Regions from separate parts of the Homo sapiens genome. Here region 2 is linked to region 1. Evidence: chromatin loops called from intact Hi-C (ENCODE). Cell type or tissue: MCF 10A. All regions are shown on one strand. Links, peaks and the distances in the headings refer to the core of each region. The heading gives the core; the rest is flanking DNA.

Region 1 (12,805 bases), core at 1,504-9,503:
GGATTAGAAGACTCGAGCTATCTGCAGAGCTGTATGTGAGAAATAATACTTCTTTGACATTTCCATCTAATTTAGAATAGCTGTCATTCTAGATAACTAAATCTTTCCAATGATTCTATAAACATAAACATGTTGGGGATAAGCTCCACATTGTCCCCGTGGTTAGATACTTATGACATAGTCCATTGTTTCTCAAAGTAACTAAAATTCTTACTGAAATGTTAAATTTCAATGAAGGATGAAAATGCTAATACTTCACTGCAAATAAATGTTATTACAGCACATGTGGCTCTGGTGAATAGCAGAATTTATTACAATTAAATTAAGAATTAAATATGAGCTTAAGAAAATAATTTGATTATTAAGTTGGATACATACTGTACCAGGCCGTGGATAAGGAATTCTCCCATCATACTGCACCCAACGATGGTCTGCACTTTCCTTATGAGCATATGGACCATTAAAAACTGCTCTGATGTCAGCCATGCTATACACACAAACAGCAGAGCCTTTGAAGATGGAGCTGGAAAAAAAAAGCATCATCATTCAATCATTCACTGATGAATTCAATAAACATTGACTGAGCACATACTATCAGCAGGTGCTGTGGACAAAATTTACTTAGCACATTAAATTTGATGGGTACTGTAGACACAATGTGCCTACGTCCTCAAGTGGCTTACAGCCAAGCAATTCTAAATAAAGTGTAATAATAACTTCATCGCCAGTAAATATAGTAAGCAAAGTAGAACATGCATGGGTACCCAGTATAGGGCTGCCAGGTAAGTTTTCAGGGAGGAGGTGTCATCTAAATTGGCACCTGATAGATAAACAGAAATTATATAAAACAAACCCTGGAGGATAAAGAGGAATATGCATGAAAGAGTGTTATATTTATTTACATGTTCTTCCATTTTATTTAAAGTTATTATGGCATAATGCCTTCCAAAGGCTTACAAAATAAAAAGTGACATTATTTACTTATTAAAAAGAATTATTTAAATATTTGAATAATAATCCTCTCGTTTGTTTTCTTACAATGAATGAATATCCATAAACATTAGTTGCTAAATGATATATTTATATGATTTTTATTAAACTGATTTTAAAATGTTGAAACAATCTTTTTCTTTTTGGTCCTCCTTGAATTTATGAGTTTATGTATTACAGTAGCTCATCTGATACTTAATTATAATTACACAGGATTAGAGAAAGTATTAAGAGGCAAAAAACTCCAAAGGAATTTTTTCAAATTTTTGCAAACTACTAAAAATTAACACTATTCAGATGTCTTTTTTTGCTTTATTTCTAGAAATTAAAAGATATTTTCTTTGAGTTGAAAACTTTTAATCATTCCCATTTTCAAAAATGAGATCAACCTTTATGATCTAAAAAATATATTAAAAATCTTAGCATTTCCCACCTATGAGTGAGAACATGCGGTATTTGGTTTTTTGTCCTTGCGAATAGGTGGGAATTGAACAATGAGAACACATAGACACAGGAAGGGGAACATCACACACCGGGGCCTGTTGTGGGGTGGGGGGGAGGGGGGAGGGACAGCATCTGGAGATACGTCTAATGTTAAATGACGAGTTACTGGGTGCAGCACACCAACATGGCACATGTATACGTATGTAACTAACCTGCACGTTGTGCACATGTACCCTAAAACTTAAAGTATAATAAAAATAATAATAATAATAACTTAGCATTAACAAATAAGCTAATGATTCTCTAGCATAGTAACTCAATTATTAATATTCTTGGAATGATATTAATGGGAACCTTTGAGAGGTAATGGTAAATAGGTAGGTGGAAGAAAACTAGCTCCTGAGAATGGAGGTGGCGTTGCCACAGAAATCACAGAATCTGCCTAGGATATTTTAAAGGTATGATGCCTCATGCTTAATGGCATTGCCATTATTGCAGGTTTATTATGTCTTCTTGTTGGACAAAGGATATGACATACATTCCAATGTCACCTTGGTCTTTAGGATGGCATTAAAAACAAAACAATAAAGTATAGGAAGAACAAAGAGCTAACTTGTAACTTCACACTCTGGGTGGGCAGAAACTTAATAGGAGAAAAAAACGAACTATCTTGGGGCTATATTTTCCTGGCACATATCCGTGCCTTGTGTGTGGAGCACAGTGACTTCAAAGAAAGTTCTGCAATTGGAAAGGTGCCAAGAGAACTAGGATTGAGATACTTGACCAGAGGCACTTCTTGTACCTTTTTATATTAGGATATAAATTAACAGGAAAATGGAGTCCAAAATAGCAGCTTCCTAGGATATCTTCTTTATTCTCATATTTGAACATTCATATTCTGTATCTTATAATTAACCAAACAGTATTTTGTTTTCTGATCTATTCTGAACCAATAGTGCATTTCAGTTTATGAATAAGGTATTGTGAACAAAATGAGGATTGTGCCACAGAAAAAAGTTAAACTATATTGTTCATATAAAATAGATTAAAAATTTATTCACTAGGAGGCAGTAAGACCTTTTCTTCAGTACCAATATCAGTATCTTCAATTCCTCCTATACTGATGTCAATATACATTGATAAAGTTTGAGAGCAGAGCTGTGGAAAATGTGAAAACTATTTCCAACAATATAGGCTGTAACAGGGAACAGGAGAAAGGGTGTGCTTTGAACATAGTCAAATTTAAGTTACTGAATATTAAATAAAATTAAGTCTGTGGGGCCCCCATATTCTTTGAGAAAGTTTCACAGATGCTAGTACAACTTGTTTTGTTTTGTTTGAGACAGAGTTTTGCTCTTGTTGCCGGGGCTGGAGTGCAATGGCACAACCTGCAACCTCCGCCTTTCAAGTTCAAGTGATTCTCCTGCCTCGGCCTCCTGAGTAGCTAGGATTACAGGCGCCCGCAACCACACCTGGCTAATTTTTTGTATTTTTAGTAGAGATGGAGTTTCACCATGCTGGGGAGGCTGGTCTCAAATTCCTGACCTCAGATGATCCACCCGCCTTGGTCTCCCAAAGTACTGGGATTTACAGGCATGAGCCATCGTGCCCACCGATGCTAGTACAACTTTTAAGGAAGTCGGAAGGTCTCAATGATAAGTACAGGAAAGCATTATGCAAAAAGAAGACAGAAATACAGGAGTAGAAAACATGAAATTGTCTTCACTTTCAGTTTTATTTTTACTACTAATAGTCCGCTCCTCTTTGAGCAAGTGATGAAAACATTCTTTGCCTAAATTAGTAAAGCAGTGAAATAGTCATAACAGCCACACCTGTCTTTGTAGGGTAACTGGGAAATGATAATAGGACAGCATGTGATGATGTTTTAAAGGTTAAGAGTGTCCCATCTCATGATTATAGCCTTACCAATGAACTTAACCATTTATCCACGTATTTCCTTAGTACTATCACTATGACAACACATATCATGTAAATACTTACTATGATTAATATATACGCAAACACTTTTTTTTTTTTTTTTTTTTTTTTGGTGACAGGGTCTCGCTGTGTCACCCAGGCTGGAGTGCAGTGGTACCATCATGGCTCACTGCAGCCTCTACCTTCCAGGCTTAAACAATCCTCTGACCTCAGCCTTCTGAGTAGCTGGGACTACAGGCATGTGCCTCCATGCCCAGCTATTTTTTTATTTACTTTTTGTAGAGACTGGGTCTCACTATGTTGTCCAGGCTGGTCTTGAACTCCTGGGCTCAAGCCATCCTCCCCTTGGACTCCCAAAGTGCTGGGATTATAGGAGTGAGCTGGTGAGCCCAGCCTGCATATGCCTTTTATACACAGAAAATTTATTTTGGGACTTTATCTCACAGATACGTTTGTTCCTATGGGGAAGGTATATGCACAAGTTTAGTCACTGAAGCATTATATGCAACAGTAGGCATTTGGAAATAACAGAAATGTCCATGTTCAGAGGAGTGGTTAAATAACTTGTGGTAATCATTATAGCTAATGCTATACTGGCTTAAAAAGAAAAAAAAGAATTTTTTACACTGATATTAAATGATTTTTAAGGAACACTAAGTGAAAAGGTAAAATGAAAAAAAAAGTTTACGATATGCTACTACAAACGCAGGGACAAAAAGATCCTATAACTATATTGGCTTGCATACATATACAATTCTCTGAAGCATTAAAAGCATTTTGTTGAACATACCTGGTTGTAGTAAAGACTCCATATACTACAGGATTTCTTTCATCTCTTGTGGGGAGTAAATAAATATCTTCTATTAAAGGGGAAAAATAAATATTTACTCTTATTTTTCAGTATTACATTGCTTTTTTGTTAATAACACAACTGAAACTCTGAAAATCTAAACAGTTTATACGATTAACAGAGGCACTATATTATGCCTTGAGAAATCAAATATAAGATTGTTTTTTCTCAATGACTATGTATGGTATGGTACAATTGATAATCTCCAAGGTAGTTTCCAATTGGAAATCTGATTTCATAGAAAATATAAACCAAAAAATAAGTAATTTTTACCCTCTAGTGTAAAAAAATTCTGTCCTATAATTGTGTCAACTTAGTAATTAATTTGCCTTTTTTTTTTTTTTTGATGGAGTCTTGCTGTGTCACCCAGGCTGGAATGCAGTGGCACAATCTCTGCCCACTGCAACCTCTCCCTCCTGGGTTCAAGCAATTCTCCTGCCTCAGCCTCCCTAGTATCTAGGATTACAGGTGCCCACCACCAGCCCGGCTAATTTTTTTTTTTATTTTTAGTAGAGATAGGGTTTCGCCATGTTGGCCAGGCTGGTCTTAAACTCCTGACCTCAAGTGGTCCAAACACCTCGGCCTCCCAAAGTGCTGGGATTTCAGGTGTGAGCCACCACACCTGACCTCATTTACCTATTTGGTAACAATAAGAAAATAGCTACCCCCAAATTAGTGCCGTATTGACAGTAAGTTATGTGCAAATAATATTCTTTAAAAGATTAAGATGTGAATGTGCTTACATACAATAGGAGAGGTCATCCACGATTACTCAATGTATACTTTAAGTTGGAAAATACACAATACTGATGAAATAATTCCATGATATAGATTATCATTTTTACATTACATGGCAAAAATAAGAACAAGTTCAAGAAGCTAAAAGCTAATGATGCTAACATTATACATAAACAAAAAAGAAAAAAATCATTGTAGGACTTGGAAGGAGTTTTTGAGGGAGTGAAGAGGAGAAGTGAAATAGAAGAAGCTGTCTACTGCTTCTGATTATTCTTTCATTAACAAGTCGGAGGGACAGTGTTCACCAAATCTCCTGTACTTGCCAGCAGAGGGCACCCGTGGAATAAGGAATCCAAGATTTTCCTACCTATAGAAGGTGGCTCCTTTCAAAATGAAAGACTGCATGGAGAATGGATGAACTGTGTAGTTCCAGAGCTCACACCTTTCTGTGTCTTGCTGTAGTTTTGTTTCCTTCACTTACTTTGAGGACTCTTACAAAGAGAAGAGTTACTGCATTATGACGTGTGCCCAGACCTAGAGCACTTCCGTGTACTTTGCGTGTGAATTTTAGTAAGAACCACTCCTGTAAGGTTTGCTCAGGTAAAATTAATCAGGCATTTGGAGCCAAAGGGAAATAAATGCCAAGTTACTTAATTAGGCAGTAAGGCCTTTCCAAGAAAGAAGGAAAGAAGGAACTTACGAAGCTCATCAAAGTAAGTATCTGCCCCATCACTTCCAGGAATTGAGCAAATCAGTCTGGCCTTAAGAAAAGTCGTCCACTTGTTTATCAGGCTGCGTTGTCCTCCTACATCATTCTGACATGAAAAAAAAAATAAAGATAAATATTTATCAACACAATTCTACCACTCACTAAAACTGGTGGCTATTACAGGTAGTGTCTTATTGATGTCATTGTTTACAAAGACACTGAACCCAGATATTGAGTCCTTGAACTTTAAAATAAGGAAAAAGACAGTATTAGCCCTCAATATTAAATGTTTTTCTCATAGTTAAATGAATTAAATACAAGCAGTTCAGCTCTATTGGATGAGTAGATGCATACAAGGCAATGGTAAAGGCAGCTTGAAATCAAATCCCACCTGCCAATTTTTTGCTTCATGACCTGCAAGAGACTATTTTTTTTAAGTCTCTGTTTTCTCACTGATAAAAATGATAAATCTCTTGAAATACGGTTAGTTAATTTTTGTTGTTGTTTTTCAGAGATGAAGTCTTTCTATGTTGTCCAAGCTGGAGCGCAGTAATTATTCACAGGCAAGATCATTGCCTCAAACTCCTGGGCTCAAGTAATCCTTCCACATTAGCCTCCTAAGTAGCTGATACTACAGGTGCATACCACTGAACCCAGCTGAAATATGGTTGGTTTGATGAGTAAATGGGGAAAAAAAGTCTATAAAATGCTTAGCATAGTCTCAGGCAACTTGAGTTCAATGAATGCTGGTACTGGCTTGTATATTATTTATAGGATTAAAAACAATATTTGCAACCTTTAGCAATATGTCTCTTTATAGGCTTAAAAGTCTTTTCCAAATTTAATGTCTTACTAATTAAACATCCATGCAACATAAACATATGCGTAATAATACACATATAAAAACCATCCTTTTGCCTATAATCACAGCACTTTGGGAGGCTGAGGCAGGAGGATCAGCTGAACCCAGTAGTTCGAGACCAGTATGGTCAACATAGTGGGATCTCATCTCTACAAAAATTTTAAAAATTCAGTCATGTGTGGTGGGGTGTCCCTGTAATCCCCGCTATTCAGGAGGCTGAAGGAGGAAGATCACTTAAGCCCAGGGGGTTGAGGCTGCAGTGAGCCATGTTTGTGCCACTGATTCCAGCCTGGGTGGCAGAGCAAAACCCTGTCTCAAAAGCAAACAAAACAAAAACAAAAACAAATCTTTTAAAGAATATTTATCTATATTTTCCATACTTTATTTTTACTCTGAAATGGTTCATTAAAAATGTTCTTTAAGCATTTAGTAAAACATAAACACTTAAATCAATTACACGATAAACAGAATTACACTATTCAATAATTCAGCATAAAAATTTATGTCCTCATTTTTAAATTAATATATACCTGTTGATATGGTTTGGCTCTGTGTCCCGACCCAAATCTCATCTTGTAGCTCCCATAATTCCCACATGTTGTGGGAGGGACTCTGTGGGAGATGATTGAATTATGGAGGCGGGTCTTTCCCATGCTGTTCTCGTGATAGTGAATGGGTCTCACGAGATCTGATGGTTTTAAAAACAGGAGTTGCCCTGCATAAGCTCTCCTTGCCTGCTGCCATCCAGGTAAGATGTGACTTGCTCCTCCTTGCCTTCCGCTATGAATGTGAGGCCTCCACAGGCATGTGAAACTGTGAGTCCAATTAAACCTATTTTTTTTAATAAATTCCCCAGTTTCTAGTATGTCTTTATCAGAAGCGTGAAAACAGACTAATACACCTGTGAACACTGAATAAGCATGATTTTTCATTCATTTAACCCAACTAGCTCTGCTGTGCTTATAATAAGACTAATTTATTTAAATTACTATTGAAGCCATCTTTTCCAATAATTTATTTATATTTAAGTATAAATTATATAAAATCATTTATCCTTCAATCTATGTTCTGTAAAGTTAATGAGAAGTTAACTGTTAAGTTTCAAGTCTGAATATCTAGAAACTTTCTTCTTTTATCTCTGAAATTAAACTAGAGAAAGGCATTTAAATGACTACAACAAACAAGAGAATTTGAAATCTTATAAATACTATGCTTGAAGAAAGGGGGAAGGGGAGAAAGAAAGGAAACCAGAGACCAGAGGTATCTTTATAGCCTTAGCACCTAACACCAAGGGCATCTATGGTATGTGATACCCAGAGTGAATTATTTTTTACATTCCTTTCTCACTAAACAAAAGATACATTTTCAGTAACAGTTCTGTAAAACTCAGGAATAATTATTATTTTCTTTATTTGTTCTTTAGGTTTATAACACACAATTTTAAAATAATAACTTTGAAATCTAAAAGCAACAACATTCAATAGAATATTTCATGTAAGAACTAAAAATTGGCACTTAAGGAACAAACTATCACACCTCCTAGTTTGCACTATGTCTCACTGTTTTAAATTTTAAATGATTCCAAATCATTATGAACTTACTCTTGGAACATGTGTGTAGCTGAGTTCATGTGTGCTGGAGGCTTACTATCCACACAAATATCCATATATACATATACATAATAGATACACAGTAGTAAACCACAGTTTAAAATCTAGACCAACAAGACTCTTTTATGATTAGCATATTGTCACTGACACTGTTTACAATTACTGGCATGTGGCAATAATAAAAAGCACAATAATTTTTAGTTGGTTTTTGAATAATTTTTAATTCTTGTAGACAATGCACTCCCTAAAATTCCCTCTACTCAACTCCCAATATGTCACTAAATCCCTATTGCTGTTGAATGAAGACATGATTAATAGTTAATAAATAACTAAGAATAAAACATAAAATTGAAAAAAATTTTCAGAATGGTATAGACTAAGGGCCAAGGATTTCATTATAGTGGGAAAAAGGCAAAAACTTCACTGAAGAGTTGGGTTTAATGTTAACTTTTTACAATAATAGATGGGACCAAACTACATATGTAGAGATTGGTTCAGGTAATACTGTCTGTGCTGGAAACTAGGGAAAAGGACAATGGGTGGAACAATCCAGGACATCTAGGAGAATCAGGATAAACTGTGTTTAGTTGAAGACTGAGATCAATTAAAATAGTGAAGGAAAAAGTTATGAAAGTAAATTGGGGTAAGATCAAGGAAAGCTTTAATGCCAGGCCAAAGTGTCTGTATGTTATTAAGTGCACATGAAGAACTACTAAAAAATTTAGTAATTGGCAAAGAAGTTAAATAATCAGTTTCCTTTTAAGAAAATGTATAATATATTCTATATAGTGGCTCTGTCATAAAAAGCCTGTCGGTAATTGCTCTTACATTTATATTTTATATACGATGCCTTTATTATGAGTATCATTGTTAAGAAATAAAGTATATTTCAGCCAGTTATTGGATGATTTCAGATGTCTGCAGATGCAGACAGATTTATCTAGATATGACCTGTTTTTAATGCCAATATCCTCAGAACATTTATGAATATATATCTGTACGTTAATAAGAATAAGCAAAAATATTGACGCTTTCTCCTAATGTAACAATGAGTTCTGTGTTCATGTATAGTAGGATTCCAGTGAGAAGATGTATATCTGGAATTATCAGAAACTAAGATAATTTTAAATGAATTTAAAAATGTAAGATATTTCCCCATCTTTCTCATGGCTCTTGATTTAGATCTGTTTAAAGTAACGTATCTAATCTTTACATTTTTTTATCAGCTTTCTAGTTGTGATAAGAAGAGCACTAGTAAAAACATTTTTATTTTAATGAATTCTTATATATTGATAGTATTTATTAAATTTTCTTTGCCTAAATTTGTATATTTTGAGAGGATCAGCAGTGAATACTAAAAATAATGTTGATTCAATAAATATAAACAAACATATCAGTGATCATGAATATAATGCCAGAGACTAAAGTTTGTCTTACCCATCACAGAATATATGCTGAAATTATTTTGTTATGTGAATACATATATAATCAGAATATCTGCTTAACGACATTCCTTTAATAGGCATATACAGTATTCATAAAAATGAGCAATCGTATCCTCTTTTAAACATTTTACTATGTAAAAGTGATAATAAATGTTCATTTTCAAACATTTCCTCCCTTTCTATTTACAATTATCACTGATATTTAAGGTAACCATGAGAACATTCTAACTAGCAGAATAATCCCATCTAGATTTGTAGGACAGAAAAGGGATTTATACTGTACTGCATTTCTTTTAACCTGACCAAAAAATAGAAATTTTTTGAACAAAATAATCTTACCTACCCATCCAACAGCCTTCTCTAGCCCCTCAGGAATAAAAAGATAAAAAACCAAGACAAAACAAAACAAAAAAATCCAAGCCAAAGATGAAAGCCACCTGCTGTCAGAAGGGAAGCAAATACAGTTCCTGGGATAATAGCACTCAGGAATGGATTATAAGCATTTAATGACTGGATAGTAACTCTTACAGACATCCAGAAGCATGACCTGAGATGGCAAAGTTCAATTCACAAGGAGTTGTATTTCTCCTGTAGGGAAATGTCAGTTGGGCTGACTTTGTTGACCAGTTTCTCAGTCCCTGGATTTGTTTGCATATCCACACAATCTCCTCTAAGAACTTTAAGCCCAGAAGAGGGCTGAAAGGGAGGTAACCACTTTTGTACTAAATTGTCACCTCCTTGCTTATTTTTGTGAAGTTCTAAAGAATATAACCATCTCACGAACACAATAGATTTATCATTAAGATGTCAAAATCAGCAGTTTTTAGTCACCAGGCACTTCTGTGGGTCTCTACACTATTTATCATTCACTTTTTGTAGTTAAGTGTTCCAAAAGCCTTGACACCCTCTACACAAAGATGCAGATGAAAGTAACAAAGAAAGTATATGTAAACAAGCCTGATCACATGTGTTCAATTTGGGTGGTAAGTACAGAGGGTGCCTGTTTTCCTGTACTTGTTATATGTTTGCAGTATTTCTTAATTTAAAATGATTAATTAAAAAAAGAAAAAAAAATTAAAGACAAAACAAACCACAATTTGCAATCCTTCAGCAGCTTTAAAATATAGTACATCTGAGTCATTTGATTGTATGATGGTTGCATGTTACGAATTACTAAGATCTTCTAATCATAGCATCTACTGATAGGTAGATCAGACCTAAAGCAGGGTAATATGGCATTATATTTTCCTTCTACTGTCCCAGCAAAACTTAAACCCTTATAAATCTTATATAGACATGTAAAGTAGCTAGCAGCTGTCACACATGAACTTTTATTGAGTGTGCCTTTTGAACTTTGGGTCACTATGCTGGGTTCCTCTGTTAAACGTGATTTTATCTGTATATACCATCCTCTTCAAGGATCCCTCAGTACTTTATAAACATTGTCATTTTAACCTATATATTAGATAACAGTGGCTTTTGGAAAATGTAATAATTGACTTTCGGCTCCTATGCTCTTAAATCCTGAAGATTTTGTAAAATCAGTTTACTCTCCAAGACATTTGAAAACAAGTATTTTGTTAAGCTACTAATTTGTGTGCAGAGATTTGTAACCCTATTCATGAGTTTAAGTTGAAGGACACCAGTTTCAAATCAATAGAAACTGGATAATGACAAAGTTTAAGAACTTTAAAAAATAGTTGATGCTGGAGTTAGAGGTTATAAATTATTCTCTGCTTAAAATTTAGTTATTTTGCCTAATACTGCTCTTCTGTATCTTTGTGCAAGCAAGAGAATGAAATTCTCAGACACTTTGAAACCATGATATATGCATTCTTTGTGTGCCCCACTCCCTGTTCTACCCATTAATAACACTTATGCTTATAGATTTTAGTTTGAATTAATACTACTCACCTTCTTTTGAAGTGTGATATAAATACTACAGTATTATAAATTAAGAAAAACCTATTCCATTACCCAAACTAACACTGAGGCAAACACACAGGCTTTCTGTTGGCCATTTTTACAAATTCAACAAATAAGATTAGGGAAATTTAATACTTTTGTCTTTTTGATTTAATGCCTGTTATATTTCAATCCATCATTCATATTCTTTGCTTGATTTGTCATTTATAATAGATCCCACAGCAACTGTCCAATCTACATCTATCTGTGTTGTCTCAATCTTCAGTGGGTTATTTCTAGAAACAGATTTTAGAATCTTTCTTTGAAAACTTAGTACAAATGATCTGCATGGGGCTGTATAAATAAATAATAATGATAAGGACAATCCAAACTCAGGGTGGTCTATTCAGAAGTTTGAAACTATGACCATGACATGGTAGAAACAAAAAGTGAAACCTGGCATAAGCCCCCAAGAGACTCATTAGAAGTGTATGCCTTATATTGAACTATATTACTATATTGTGAAGATCTTAAATGAGTATGTTTTGATACATTAAGTGAACTAATGGAAGATAGTGAAGTTATGCTCATTAAATCAAATGAAACAAACTTTGTTGAACTACCCTTTTTAGCCTGTGGGTTTTCTTTTGCAATACTTGCAATGCCATAACTATGTTTCATGTACCTGGTTCATTGGGATTTTTAAAAAAGGATCTGACCACTAAAAAATGAAGGCAAAAATAATAATATGAATTTTAAAAATACGGTTGAGAGTTTTCACATAACCATATTTGGCAGTCAACTCCGGTAAGTTAAGTTGTAGAAACAAATGTAGAAACAACTGTGTAACATAGAACATGTAGAAATATAACATGTAGAAACAAATATCTCTTCACTTACTTTCTTTGGCAACTTAAATTATAAGCATTTTTTAACATAAAGAGAAATTTATGGATACCGTTTCTCTTTACCAGAGGAAGGTCTATTGGCACTTGCTCTTTACTGTTTTCAAAAGTTTTTTTTTCCCACTTCTGATACTTAGGATTCCCCCCAAAATTCTTGACATATAATAACATAGAGTCCTTTACCTCACCTACTAATAATCTTGAAATACTTTAGATGAAATAAAAATATACAAACTCAAACATCTAAGGCAAAGGATAGAGGAGAAAAAAAAAGAACAACAAAAACTTTTGTGGCAGCTATTAAACACACTAACTTTTAAGGGATAAATTCTATAGAGGCTTTCAAGGCAATTTTTTTTTTCTGAAAAATACACCTAGTATTTAGAGACGACTATTTGTGATTTGCCGT
Region 2 (12,805 bases), core at 2,977-10,976, 810 kb after region 1:
ACACAAGAACATGGCTTTCCTCTATTTCAAAAATAACCTTTCCAGAAAGGTTGGCACTTAGCAAATTACCTTTACTTTCCAAATTACAGGGGAAAATGTACCTTCTGTATTGTCTGAAACTGATTCTATCTTTCTTACTAGTCCCTGCACTGCTGGGCAATATTAAGAACACGGGGAAGTGAGGAAAATTTGAACTCGCTTATTAAGGGAACATTTCTGATGTATTATTTTGACTTAAAGCATACTCTAGCAACAAGGTAAGTTACTTTAACATTAAGATACTTTATCTTAGTTATATTGTAAGGTGCTGGAATAAATTCTCGTTGCCACAAGACCTTCTATCCACAAAACTCATAGAAATTGTCCTAGGTATTGAAAGCTGAAACAAACAGTTCATGTAGGTCTGTTGCCCAGTTTTAACACTAGAGCTGCCTAAAACCTTCTCTGGTTTTATTCTGAAGAATAGTTCCTCACGTCTGATTCTGAGATTTTGTGGGAATATATCTTTTTTGTCAATTTCTCATGGCGAGAACTACTGAGAGGTAGATTTAGGATAATTTAAATCCTCAAATTCTCAATGAAATGGTTCTGTTCACTTGGTGTCACCACATCAAACAGAAATGTAATTCAGTTTTAAAAGTGAAAGATAACACTCAAGGCAGAAATAAGAATGAAGAAAACAAAATATGTTTCTAGCTGGCTATCGCAAACTGTGATTAAATGTTTGTGCTTCACAAAAGCTGAACCACAATTTGTCAGTCATTTTCCCCAACAAATTCTGGTTTTGGCATCTAGCCAATGACATTAAATTCATTAACTATCAGACCATCAAAAGACGAGGTCTTTAAAATCTATTAGATAACAAAGGTGCCCTATTCAATAAGAGTTTTTTAATTTTTAAAATGGAAGACTTCAATTCTTCAATCCCCTTCAGACATAAAAGTTTTAAGATCAAGTTATCATATTTAGGACATACTTTAATGGTACATTAAATGTTATAAGCTGTATATTCTACTGGGATATATTCATTAAACTTAAAAGCAAGCTATTTATGATATCTAGATGCATAAGTAGTGGTAAAAGGAAAAATGTAAAGATAATGCAGTATATATGCAAACATTCAATAACAGTATTTTTTAACTCCTAGCCACTTTAAAACATATCAGTACCTGCTGACCATTTCCTAAGTAGCAGTATGTAATTTATGCCTGAAATCTATGGTACACAAAGATAAAAAATCCAGTGATATATAAAATATACATGCCAACAGTTTTTCAATTTTTTAAAATTTCCATAATTTAGTGACTTTTTTCAAACACATAGAAAATAGAAAAGGAAAACAGTAACTTTTCAAAGGGGGAAACCTTGTGAACACCAACCTAATATCATTAAAATATGTAGAACCAGTAGTATTGTCAACTCACTCATTCCTTATATTGGTAATTTGTGTCTTCTCTCTTTTTTACATATTCAGTATTGTTAGAGATTATCTTTTTAGTGATCTCAAAGAAGCAGCTTTGATTAATTAATTAAGTGTACTATTACTGTTTGTTATTTTATTAATATCTGCTCTGATCTTTATTATTTCTTATTTTCCTGCCTTGGGTTTCATATTCAATGAAAGTATCTTATAAGTAACATATAACTGATTCTTGCTTTATTGTCACATCTGACAATTTCTGCTTTTTAAAAGTTGTCTTAAGTTGATATACATTTGTTTTTTTAATTGGGGTTTTTAAATTATTTACATTGAATGTAGTTATTGGTATAGTTGAACTTAAACTGCCGCCTTTTATTTGCTTTCTATTTCTTCCTTGGTACTTTCTAAAATACTTGTGCCATGAATTGGGTATTTTGTCTAAAATTCCATTTCATCTTCTTTATTGACTGTAACAGATTTACCTCTTTGTTTTTCTGGAGTCTGCATTAGGGTTTATAGCATATATCTTTAACTTAGCATATATCTTTAACTTCCACAGTCTTTCTGCAAATGATATACTACTTCACATAGAGTGAAATAAACTTATCACAGTACACTTTGACTTCTCCCCTCCTGATATTTATGCTATTGTTGTCACATGTCACACTTCTATATACATAAGTTAAAATATCACAGGTCATCTTACTACTTTTGCTTTAAATAATCACCTAACTATTAAGATTAATAAATGAAAACAATCTACTATGTTTACAGACATAGTAACCATTCCTGGTGCTCTTCATTCTTTTGTGTAAATCCAGATTTCCATCTGGGAATATTTTCCTTTTGCCTAAAGGAAAGCCTTTAACATATTTTTATTATGGTATTCTGGTGACCTTTGTGTGTGTGTGTGTGTTTTCTACATTTGAAATAGTCTTAACTTCACCTTCATTTGGTCAGTTATTTTATTTTTTAAGTAGAATCCTAAGATAGCATTATTATTTTAACACTTAAAAGATGTTACTGTAATGCCTTGTGATTGCATAATTTCTGATAAAAAAGCTGACTTTCATCATTAGGTTTGTTTCTCTGAACAAAAGTGCTTTTAGTCTCTGGCCGCTTTTAAGACTTTTTTTTCTATATCACATTTAAAGTATTTTGTTTGCCTTAGTATCATTTATTTTATCTGTGTGTGTGTGTGTGAGTGAGTGTGTGGGTGTGTGTGTGAGACAGAGAGAGAGAGAGAGAGAGACAGGGAGAGAGAGAGTATGTGTGTGTGACCGCAAATATGAATGCACATTCTTGGGGTTAATTGATTTTGGATCTCTGGGTAAACATTTTTAGTCAAATCTGGAAAATGTCAATTAATTATTTTTCAAATATTTTCCTGGTGTCCTTGGGGAAACCCAATTTTATATTTTTCAGTTACTTAAAGTTATGACCACAAATCACTCATGCATTAATATCTTTTCAATTTTTTTCTTCTTATATTTGATTTTGGATCATTTCTATTGTTATGTATTCTCATTTACTAATCTTTTATTTTGCAGTGTTACGTGCCATTAATCTCATCCAATATATTTTTCCTTTTACACATTGCTGTTTTCATCTCTGGAAGTTTGATTTAATCTTTTTACGTCTTCCATGCCTCAATCTCTCAAACCTCTTGAACATATTTAACAGTTTTAATGGTATTGTCTACTAATTCTTTCATCTGTGTCGTTTCTGAAAATCATCGTTTCAGAATCATCATACTTTCATCATACTTTCTTCTGTTCAGGTGTTTCAGTCAGGTGTTTCGGTCAGAAATATTTTCCCAGATAATCTATCTTGTTGGAATTCTAATTACTATATTTGAATTACATTTGTACCTCTTTTGTTTTAAAATAAAAATATTTTCCTATAGCATTACTATATTTATTATGTTATTCCCGTCTAAAATAGGTCTAGGTTTAGTTAAGAGAAAGCCATAGTGAAAAAAAAAAAAGCGGTAAAATAGACTTAAAAATTCATCTAAAAAAGATCTTTGGGTATGTACTGGCACATAGAGCTAGCTGAGAACAAACAAGTGAGAAGCATAAAAGGGTTTTGAGTGAGAAGCATAAAAGGGTTTTGAGTGAGAAGCATAAAAGGGTTTTGAGTAATGCCAAAGAAACATTGAGTTTAGACTAAAAAATCCTGTGATTGTTGAAAGTCTTAAAATAATACACTAAATTCTGCAGAGATGGTGAAGGAATTTGCTCCTCAGTGATCTGGAAAATTTTGGAAAGGTTTTGTGAACAGTAAAATAAAATTCGCTACAGTCCAAGGAGGAGTTTTCTTATTTGCTGTAAAACACTGTGGAATGCATTATCCATTAAAATGAGAGACCTAGCAAATGAAGAGCTGTGTTATAAACTCCTTTTAGAACTCCACCCCTAGAAAAAAGCAAAATTTTTCTTTTTCCTCTGGAATTATTAAAGTGCTGAATCAAATTACCAAGTACTTGTATACATTTGCATAAGTAATTAGCTTTTTTTTTTTTTTAATACTCTCTGTCTCACTCTGTCACAATGGTGCAATGGAGGTCATGGCTCACTGCACCCTCAACCTCCCTGGCTCAAGCAATTCTTCCACTTCAGCAACCCTCACAGTCCTGCTTAAATGTGACATGGAGTATCAGCTTTGCCCAAGCTGGTCTCGAACTCCTGGGCTGAAGTGATCCTCTTGCCTAGCCCCACAAAGTGCTGAGATTACAGGTGGAAGCCACCACACCCTGCCAACTTTTATTTTCATGGAAATTTTCAGGAATCTCTATGGTTTTAAAAGTTGTACTGAATATGTGAATTTTATTACAATTTGCCTACAATATTTTTGGAAAGTAAAAGTAAATATTATTCACTTAAATAATCAATGAATAATAAATTTGCTGTGGGAATTGATTTTAGATTATAATTCCTCATAAGCCTCTTTATTTGTTGTTCAAAAGATATGAAGTGAGTACAGGTGTGCTTTATGTGTTGCGGGACATTAACTCAGAACCAAGATTAGCATATTAGACAACATATTGCTAGATAAAATGTTGTTTTGTGTTTTGTTAGACAGCTGAATTTTAAGGGCTGAATATTTCCGGATTTCAGGCAAAAATTTTACATATACATATCTGTATGTGTATATATATATGTGTGTGTGTGTGTGTGTGTGTGTGTGTGTTAGGCTTTACCTGTTGTGTTTACGTTTCATAACATCAGTATCATTAGATATGGGCTGCAGTCATGATGTAGATCTTATTTTCATTTATGTATTTAAAATTTGTATCCTAAGATAGCCACATGTAAAGAAAATTGGATGCTGAGAACATGGATAATGACTAAAAGTCCAGTGAGTACAAAAAAAACCATGATGTACTCAGAAGGTAAATATTCAAAGAGTTTAATATTCATAAGTTAATGCATGAGATACAAGGATGTGGTGATTTAGATTGAAGAGAACATAACAGGTTGAGTGCTGAAACGAAAGTGAGAAGGTTAATCCTAGAAATGTGTTTTATGAAAACAAGTTGCAGAGTTAAAATAAATATTGTACTGGGCTGAAAAAAAAATTCAATAGGTTTCCTAAAGATATTCTTCAATATGCATGTACTTTGTGAATCATAAAAAGTATGTGGTAAGGACATGTAGGGGTATACTATGAAGAATTTTCCTACCTCTGGCAATGAAAGTGTTGCTAATGAAGACTTTTTAGCTCCAATTTTCCAGGTAATGGACTTAGAAAAAATGTTTGACTCTACAAATAGAAGCAGTAATTATAGGAAAGTCAATGAGATAGATACTACAATGTAACTAGTATTAGCAGTGATAATAAAATATAACATGTTCCCTTTGAAATCCTTACTGGCTTTACAATGAATAAAACTGATGAACCTGGAATGCATATGTTGGGTACATTTCAAATGATGCTTTAGCTATATTAATTTAATTATTTATTCTTATTTTTTTTCTAGCCATAATGTTGTTCCATTCACTTTAGCTATATATGCTTGTATTTAAAGTAAAGAGGCACTATGAACAATTTCAAATACCTTGTACTGCCATGCAGTTTTTTGCAAATGTAAGTAATATGTGTCAGCCTTATGCAGATGTGGAGCACAGAACAATCACAGTACCTTGGAGAGAATTGCAAAGTTTGTGTTGGATGCACACTTGTAATGTTTTAATATTAATGGCAGTGCTCACACCAGATATTGGCCATGCTGTTTATTTCCCTGGACAGATAAAATGGCTGGAAATCAAAAGATAACTCATAACGTGAGGATAAATGAATTGGAAATGTGTCAGAAATGATTTATTTGAAAGAATATTTGACTAGGCCTCTAATTCCAGTGATACTGAGCTGGTCATTTAATCTCCATAAGTTTGCATAATGAGAAAGTTGTAAGAGGTTTTCACTGAGCTAGCCACAGTTCAAAAAGTTTATTAAAATGTTTGATCAACTTGAAAAATAAGAAAGCTATTATTTTCCAAATATATTTTTGTGTGGCCAAATACTTGAGGACAATTTAATGATCATTTTAATTTTATTATGATGCACCTTATTAAAAATTATGCTCGGCCGGGCGTAGTGGCTCACTCCTGTTATCCCAGCGCTTTGGGAGGCTGAGGCGGGCAGATCACCTGAGGTCAGGAGACCAGCCTCATCAAAATGGTAAAACCCCGTCCCTACTAAAAATACAAAAATTAGCCGGTCATGGTGGCGGGTGCCTGTAATCCCAACTACTCAGGAGGCTGAGGCAGGAGAATCGCTTGAACCCGGGAGGCGGAAGTTGCAGTGAGCCGAGATCACGCCACTGCACTCGAGCCTGGGCGACACGGCAAGACTCCGTCTCAAAAAAATATATATATATTATTCTCATTTCATAACATGAAGATATAACTTTCTACTTTGCGAATATATAGTTTAGCATAATTAATCTTTCTTTGTAAATATAATGACATAAAGAGGTTATTAAATTCATCATATTCAAGGTTTCTCCATCTTTAATTTATAAGAAGCTCTTCACAAAACATTCTATTAAATGACTCTAGTAGAAGTAAAAATGAGTTTAAGGCCAAATTAATTGAGCCTCATGAATTATGATCAGTATCGGAATACATTTAAAACCCAAGGAGCTATTCTTGCCAAACGCTAATAATCAAGCAAGAATCACTTCAAAAATTTTAATAGTTTTTGAAATTAATAGACATTTACTCACTGGAAATTTTGTTTCCTTTTAATTTTCTTGATATTTGAAGTCCTTGCCGATTTACTTGTGCTGAGCCATTTAAAAAGTGTTCTACCACCATCTAGTGTTGTCAAATAGAAGTTTCACCACTTCAGTTACTAGATCTAATTCATAAAAGGTTAGTTGAAATTGTATATCATTTTGATAATGAGATATACAAAACACGAGTATCAACACTTAAAATTGGCATTACTGGCTTTGTAGGAGAAAGATAAAGTATACAAAACAGTGCCTCATATTACGGAAAATAATGCATTCTGTTTAATATTCAACAGGAATATTTACTGAGATATTTTATTTCTAAACTAGAAAAGAGGAAAATAATTGGGAATCTTATTTTAAATGCACTGAAATATATAGGATATTAAATATTATAGCAATGAAAATTTGCCTATACTAAAACTCGATCCAGTCTTCACTGTTCACTCCTATGTTAATTTAATATTGAAATGTATGTTAATGAATTCAAAATCATAATTGCTTGTTCAAAATTCCAAATACTGTGTTAGTAATTTCTGATATTAGTGTACATATGCTTTTGTGTGTTATGTATCTATTATCATCAGTATTTATAAGCCGATTCAATTTCCTTTCAAGTTTTAATTCGGATCCGTTTGCATTCCATATCTTGATTAAATATATTTTAATTCATCTGCAGTTTCTCATAATTTGACATTTGAATATTATAATAGATTATTACCTTTTTAAAGCAATTGTATTAGACTATTTTGGGCTAATACAGTAAGTATTAATCCAAAGGTAATGAGGTTGGGCAATTTATGAAGAAAAGATGTTTAATTGGCTAATGGTTCTGCAGGCTGTAAAGGAACTATGGCACCTGCTTGGCTTCTGGTGAGTCCTCAGGGAATTTTTGCTCGCTATGGAAGGCGAAACAGAAGCTGGTATGTCACATGAAAAGGGGAACAAGAAAGCAGTTAGGTTACCGAGCAGGGGGAGGTGCCACACTCTTTAAATAAATTAAAAAAAAAATTATGAGTGAACTCACTAAGGAGAACTCATTACCATGGGAAAGGCATCAAGTCATTCATGAAGAATTACTCCATCCCATTGACCAAAACACATCCCACTAGGCTTCCCGCCAACATTGAGGATCACATTTCAAAGTGAGATTTGGAAGGAATATACATCCTAACAATATCAGCAATTAATCAGTTAGTAATTGTTGAGCATTTCTATGCATCCAGTTTCCTAACTCTTATAACCTCGGGGCAGTAATATTCTGGTTAATTCAAAATAGTTTGGCCTTTTATTTTTAGTTAACCTGTTGACAGTAGAATCGGTATTTAAAAATTTAATATCGACCAAGTATAAAAATGTAGCAATCAAAGACCTATTTATGGGCAAATGTTAATAGGTTTCTAAAAATTGCTACTGAGGTGAATATCTTGTGTTAAGGAACAAGGTCATGTCTTCATTTTATTGAAACTTCTTGATACTTATGATCCATTAGCAGGCACAGAAATTTGCCAAGTGTTCTACTATTCCTCATTATTATAAGCCCACTGGGTTCAGATTTTGGCACATGACTAAAGAGTCCTATGAAAAAACACATTTCTAAGCTTATTATATTTTATAACAATGAAGTTTTGAAAATAATAAGAAATAAAATCAGAAAAGGTAAAATAAAAGAAAATAATAAAATCCACCTTAGAGTCGAGGGTAATACTCTATTTCTATAATTTGATCTCTAGTCTTCTGCCATGCCTAAATATGTATATAAAAGGACAATGCTGAAGTGCTTTAAATACAACCTATAAGTTCATTTTGCCTGACTTTACTCCTCTGTTCTGGGCCTATTTCCTCAAATCCAGACTCATGTATTAAACAGATTATTCAACATTTCTACTTGAACATTTACCAGGCATTTCACAGTAAACATTTTCAAAACTAAGGCCAACTTCTTTCTTCATAATGTGCCCCTTCCTAACATTTCCATTTCAGTTGCCAGTAACTTACATCCTCATGTTGTGTAATGCACAAACCTTGGCATTGTCTTTTACTCTTCTATCACATCCCACAGCTCTCAGTAACTTTTAAGTATCACTCAAGGCTGGTGACTTTACACCAAGTCCACAGCTACCTCCTTTGCCTAAGCCACCTGCAATAGAGTCTTAACTGGTATTTCTATTTAATTATTTTTCATAGCTTCCTCCTCCATAGTTTTATCTCAGTCTTATTTCAACAATCTTTCCAAATTATCAGAAGAATCTTTTTAAATCCTAACTGTAATCATGTTATGCTGCTTCTTAAAACTGCCAGTGACTCTTCATATTATTCAGAGGTTAATTCAAAATCTTTGCAGTGATCTATATAGCCCTACACATTCAGCCTCCCAAAACATTACCTTTTTAACATCATTTAATTATCTTCCTCACTCTCTTTTCCAAGCACTTTGCCCTCCTTTTCCTTCTTCAAACACACCATGGATGCTTCCATTAGTTATTGCATTTTCATTTATCTAAACTGCTCCTCCCCAGCCCTTATGGCTCTGTCCTTGACTTCTTTCCAGTTTGGTACTTAAACATAATCTTAAACGAGGATTTTCTGCATCTATCTGTCTACAACATCCTCTTGTAACAACCCCCCAATGTTTATTACTCCCTGTTTTATCTTCCTTCACAGTGCTTATCATTTTGCATGCCTATTATGATACTCTTTTGTTGATTTTGTTATATATCATCCTATCTAGAGCATAATTTTAGGAAAATACAAAACATCTTAGTTTTTTTCATGCATTGCTATATTCCATGTGAATAGTTTGGTTGACCATTTTATCATTTTCCTGTTGGCTATTTATATGTATTTTTTCAGAAATAACTAATCAATTATTTGCCCACTTTTTAATTATTTGTTTTCTTGATATTGAGTTGAGTTTCTTATGTATTTTAAAATTAACCTTTTATCAGGTATAAGTTTTGCAAATATTTTATTTTTTGTGGTTTCTCTCTTTACTCTGTTGACTGTTGACTTTGCAGTGTAGAATATTTTCAATTTGATGTAATCCTACTTGTAATTTTTGCTTTTGTTTCCTATGCTTTTGGAGTCATATCCCAAAAAATATGACCTCGGCCAATATCATGGAGCTTTTTGCTGGTTTTCTTCTAGTTATTTTACAGTTTCAGGTCTGACATTTAAATCTAAACCATTTTGAGTTGATTGGTGTCTAGGGTGTTATTATTCTACATGAAGATATTCAGTTTTCCCACCATTTATTATTAAGGATATTTCCATCTCCCCATTGTTGAAAAGTGTCTCTTGACACCTTGTTAAAAATCAATTGGCTATAAATGCATGGAATTATTTCTGGACTCTATTCTGTCTCATTGTTTTATGTGTCTGGTTTTTTTGCCAGTATATGCTGTTTTGGTTACTGTGTCTTTGTGATATAAAGTAAAGTAGTGTAATGCCTTCAACTTTGTTCTTTTTGCTCAAGATTATTTTGGCTATTCGAGGTCTTTTGGGGCTTCAAATGAATTTTAGAATAGTTTTTTTCAATTTTTTCAACAAAATTCTCTTGGGATTTTGACAGGGACTTTATTGCATCTACAGATAATTTTGGGTAATATGGATAATTTTAAAATATTAATTATTTTATTGCATGAACATCTGATGTCTTCCCATATATTTGTAATTTCTTTGATTTCACTCATGAAAATTTTAGTTTCCAGTGTACCAATCCCTTACCTCTTTGGTTAAATTTATTCCTAAGTATTTTATCTTTTTTGATACTATTGTAAATGAATTTTTTCTCTTGATTTTCTTTGGATTGTTTATTGCTAGTTTAGAAATTCAACTAAATTTTGTATGCTGGTATTATTTCCTGGTCCTTATTGAATTTATTATTTCTAACAATTTTTATGGCATCTTTAATGTTTTCTACCTATAAGATCATGTCATCTGCAAACAGATAATTTAACTTCATCCCTACTGATTTGGATACTTTTTTTTTTTTTTTTTACCCTTTTCTAATTGCTCTGGCCATTACTTCTGGTGTTATGCTGATTAAAAGCGGGCATCCTTTCCTTCTTCCTAATCTTAGAGGAAAAAATTGCAGTTTTTCACCATTGAGTATAATATTACCTGCAGGTTTTTCATATGTGGCCTTTTTATGTTGGGGTAAATTCCTTCTATACCTAATTTATTAAGAGCTTTTATTATGAAAAGATATTGAACCTTATCATATGACCTTTCTGCATCAATTGAGATGATAAACTGTTTTTTGTTCGTTTGTTCTGTTAATGTGGGATATTACATGAATTTATTTTTGTAAGTTGAACCAGTCTTGCATTCTATGGATAAATCCTACTTGGTCATAATATATGATGCTTTAAATGTGCTGATAAATTCAATTTGCTAGTATTTTGCTGAAGGTTTGTACAGTTTTGTAAGTATTTTCTTGAGGAAATTTGGCCTGTAGTTTTTTTTTTTTTTTTCTTGTAGTGTGTTTGGCTGGCTTAGATATAAGAGTAATACTGGCTCATAAATTAGTTTGGAAGTATGTTTCCTATTCTTCAATTTTTAAAAAGGCGTACAGAGGGATTCGTGTTAGTTCTTCTTTAATATGTGATAGAATCAACCAGTGAAGTCATTGAGTCCTGAGCTTTTTCTGTTATCACTGGGAGATTGATTCAGTCCTTCTCTTTATTATAGGTCTGTTCACAATTTCTGTTTCCATGATTCAGTCTAGCTAGGTTGTATATGTCTAGGGAATTTATTCATTTTTTAGGTTATTCAATTTTTTGGCTATCATGGCTCATGGTAGTCTCTTTTGGTGCTCTTTATTTCTGTAGCATCAGTCATAACATCTCCCTTTTCATTTATGATTTTATTACTTAAGTTTTTAATATTTTTATCATAGTTACTGTAGCTAAGGGCTTATCCATTTTAATATATATTTTCAAAAAACTCTTAGTTTTACAGATTTTTCTATTTTTTACTTATCTATTTCATTTATTTTGGCTGTAATCTTTATTTCTTCCCTGCTGTTAAACTTGGCCTTCATTGGTTCTTGTGATTTTAGTTCCTTGAGTTGTAAGGTTAAGTTGTTCACTTAACATCTTTCTTTATTCTTAATGTAGAATTTATAACCATAATTGTCCCTCAATACTGCTTTTGTTGCATCACATAGGATTGGTGTGTTGGGTTTTCATTTTTGCATATATCAAGCTATTTTCTAATTTCCCTTCTGATTTCTTCTTTGATCTATTGGTTGTTTAAGAGTGTGTTGTTTAATTGGTGCATATTTGTACATTTTCTAGTTTTTTTCTGCTATAGATTTCTAGTTTTATTCCATTGTGGTAGGACAAAGATACATGCTATGATTTCAATCTTTTTACATTTTTAAGACTTGCTTTGTATGCTAACATATGATCTATCCTAGAGAATGTTTCATGCACACATGAAAAGAACATGTATTCTGATATTCCTGGGTAGAATGTCTTACATATGTCTATTAGGTTCATTGTTTATAATTTTGTTCAAGTTCTCTGTTTCCTTATTGTACTTTTGTTGTATTTGTACTTGTATTTACGAAGTAACTAGTTTGCTATTGATTTTACAAGCTCATAAGCGGAAGGTATTTGCCTTGTCTCAGAGACTTTGTACTGTAGACTTTTGAATTAATGCTGAAATGAGTTAAAATTTTTAGGGGACTGTTGGGAAGGCTTGATTGGTTTTGAAATGTGAGGACATGTGATTTGGGAGGTCCAGGGGTGAAATTATATGGTTTGGCTGTGTCCCCACCCAAACCTCATCTTGAATTGTACTCCCATCATTCTTATGTGTTGTGGGAGGAATCTGGTGGGAGATAATTGAATCATGGGGGCAATGTCCCCATACTGTTCTTGTGGTAGTGAGTTAAGTCTCACCAGATCTGATGGTTTTATAAGGGGTTTCTGCTTTCTCTTCTTCTTCATTCTCTTCTCTTGTCTGCCACCATGTGAGACGTGATTTTTACCTTTCACCATGATTGTGAGGCCTCCTCAGCCAGGTGGAACTGTGGGTTATTGATTAAACTTCTTTCTTTTGTAAATTGCCTGGTCTCAGGTATGTCTTTATCAGCAGCTTGAAAATAGACTAATACAAAGGGAGAGATATAACTTGCC

What was found. Peaks named below come from ENCODE experiments on the same cell type or tissue, not always from the same donor. Only the 100,000 strongest peaks of a DNase experiment are listed, where the experiment ranks them.
Region 2: it touches region 1 in a loop (9-fold over the local background); 39 of 110 quality-filtered maps call a loop at or near these places.

The regions. Positions count from the first base shown.
Region 1 is chr7:85,036,511-85,049,315 of GRCh38, forward strand. It overlaps SEMA3D (semaphorin 3D), which reads right to left. Exons shown (of 19, transcript NM_001384900.1): 10 at 5,661-5,775; 11 at 4,163-4,232; 12 at 379-523. Among named protein-coding and RNA genes, the nearest start is that of SEMA3D, 140 kb to the right of the region's middle. In MCF 10A, for the core only: a CTCF peak has its summit at 5,302 (motif pointing right); a DNase peak (open chromatin) is centred at 5,301.
Region 2 is chr7:85,845,036-85,857,840 of GRCh38, forward strand. No RefSeq gene overlaps it. Among named protein-coding and RNA genes, the nearest start is that of LINC00972, 430 kb to the left of the region's middle. In MCF 10A, for the core only: a CTCF peak has its summit at 6,792 (motif pointing left); no DNase peak of the experiment used is centred there.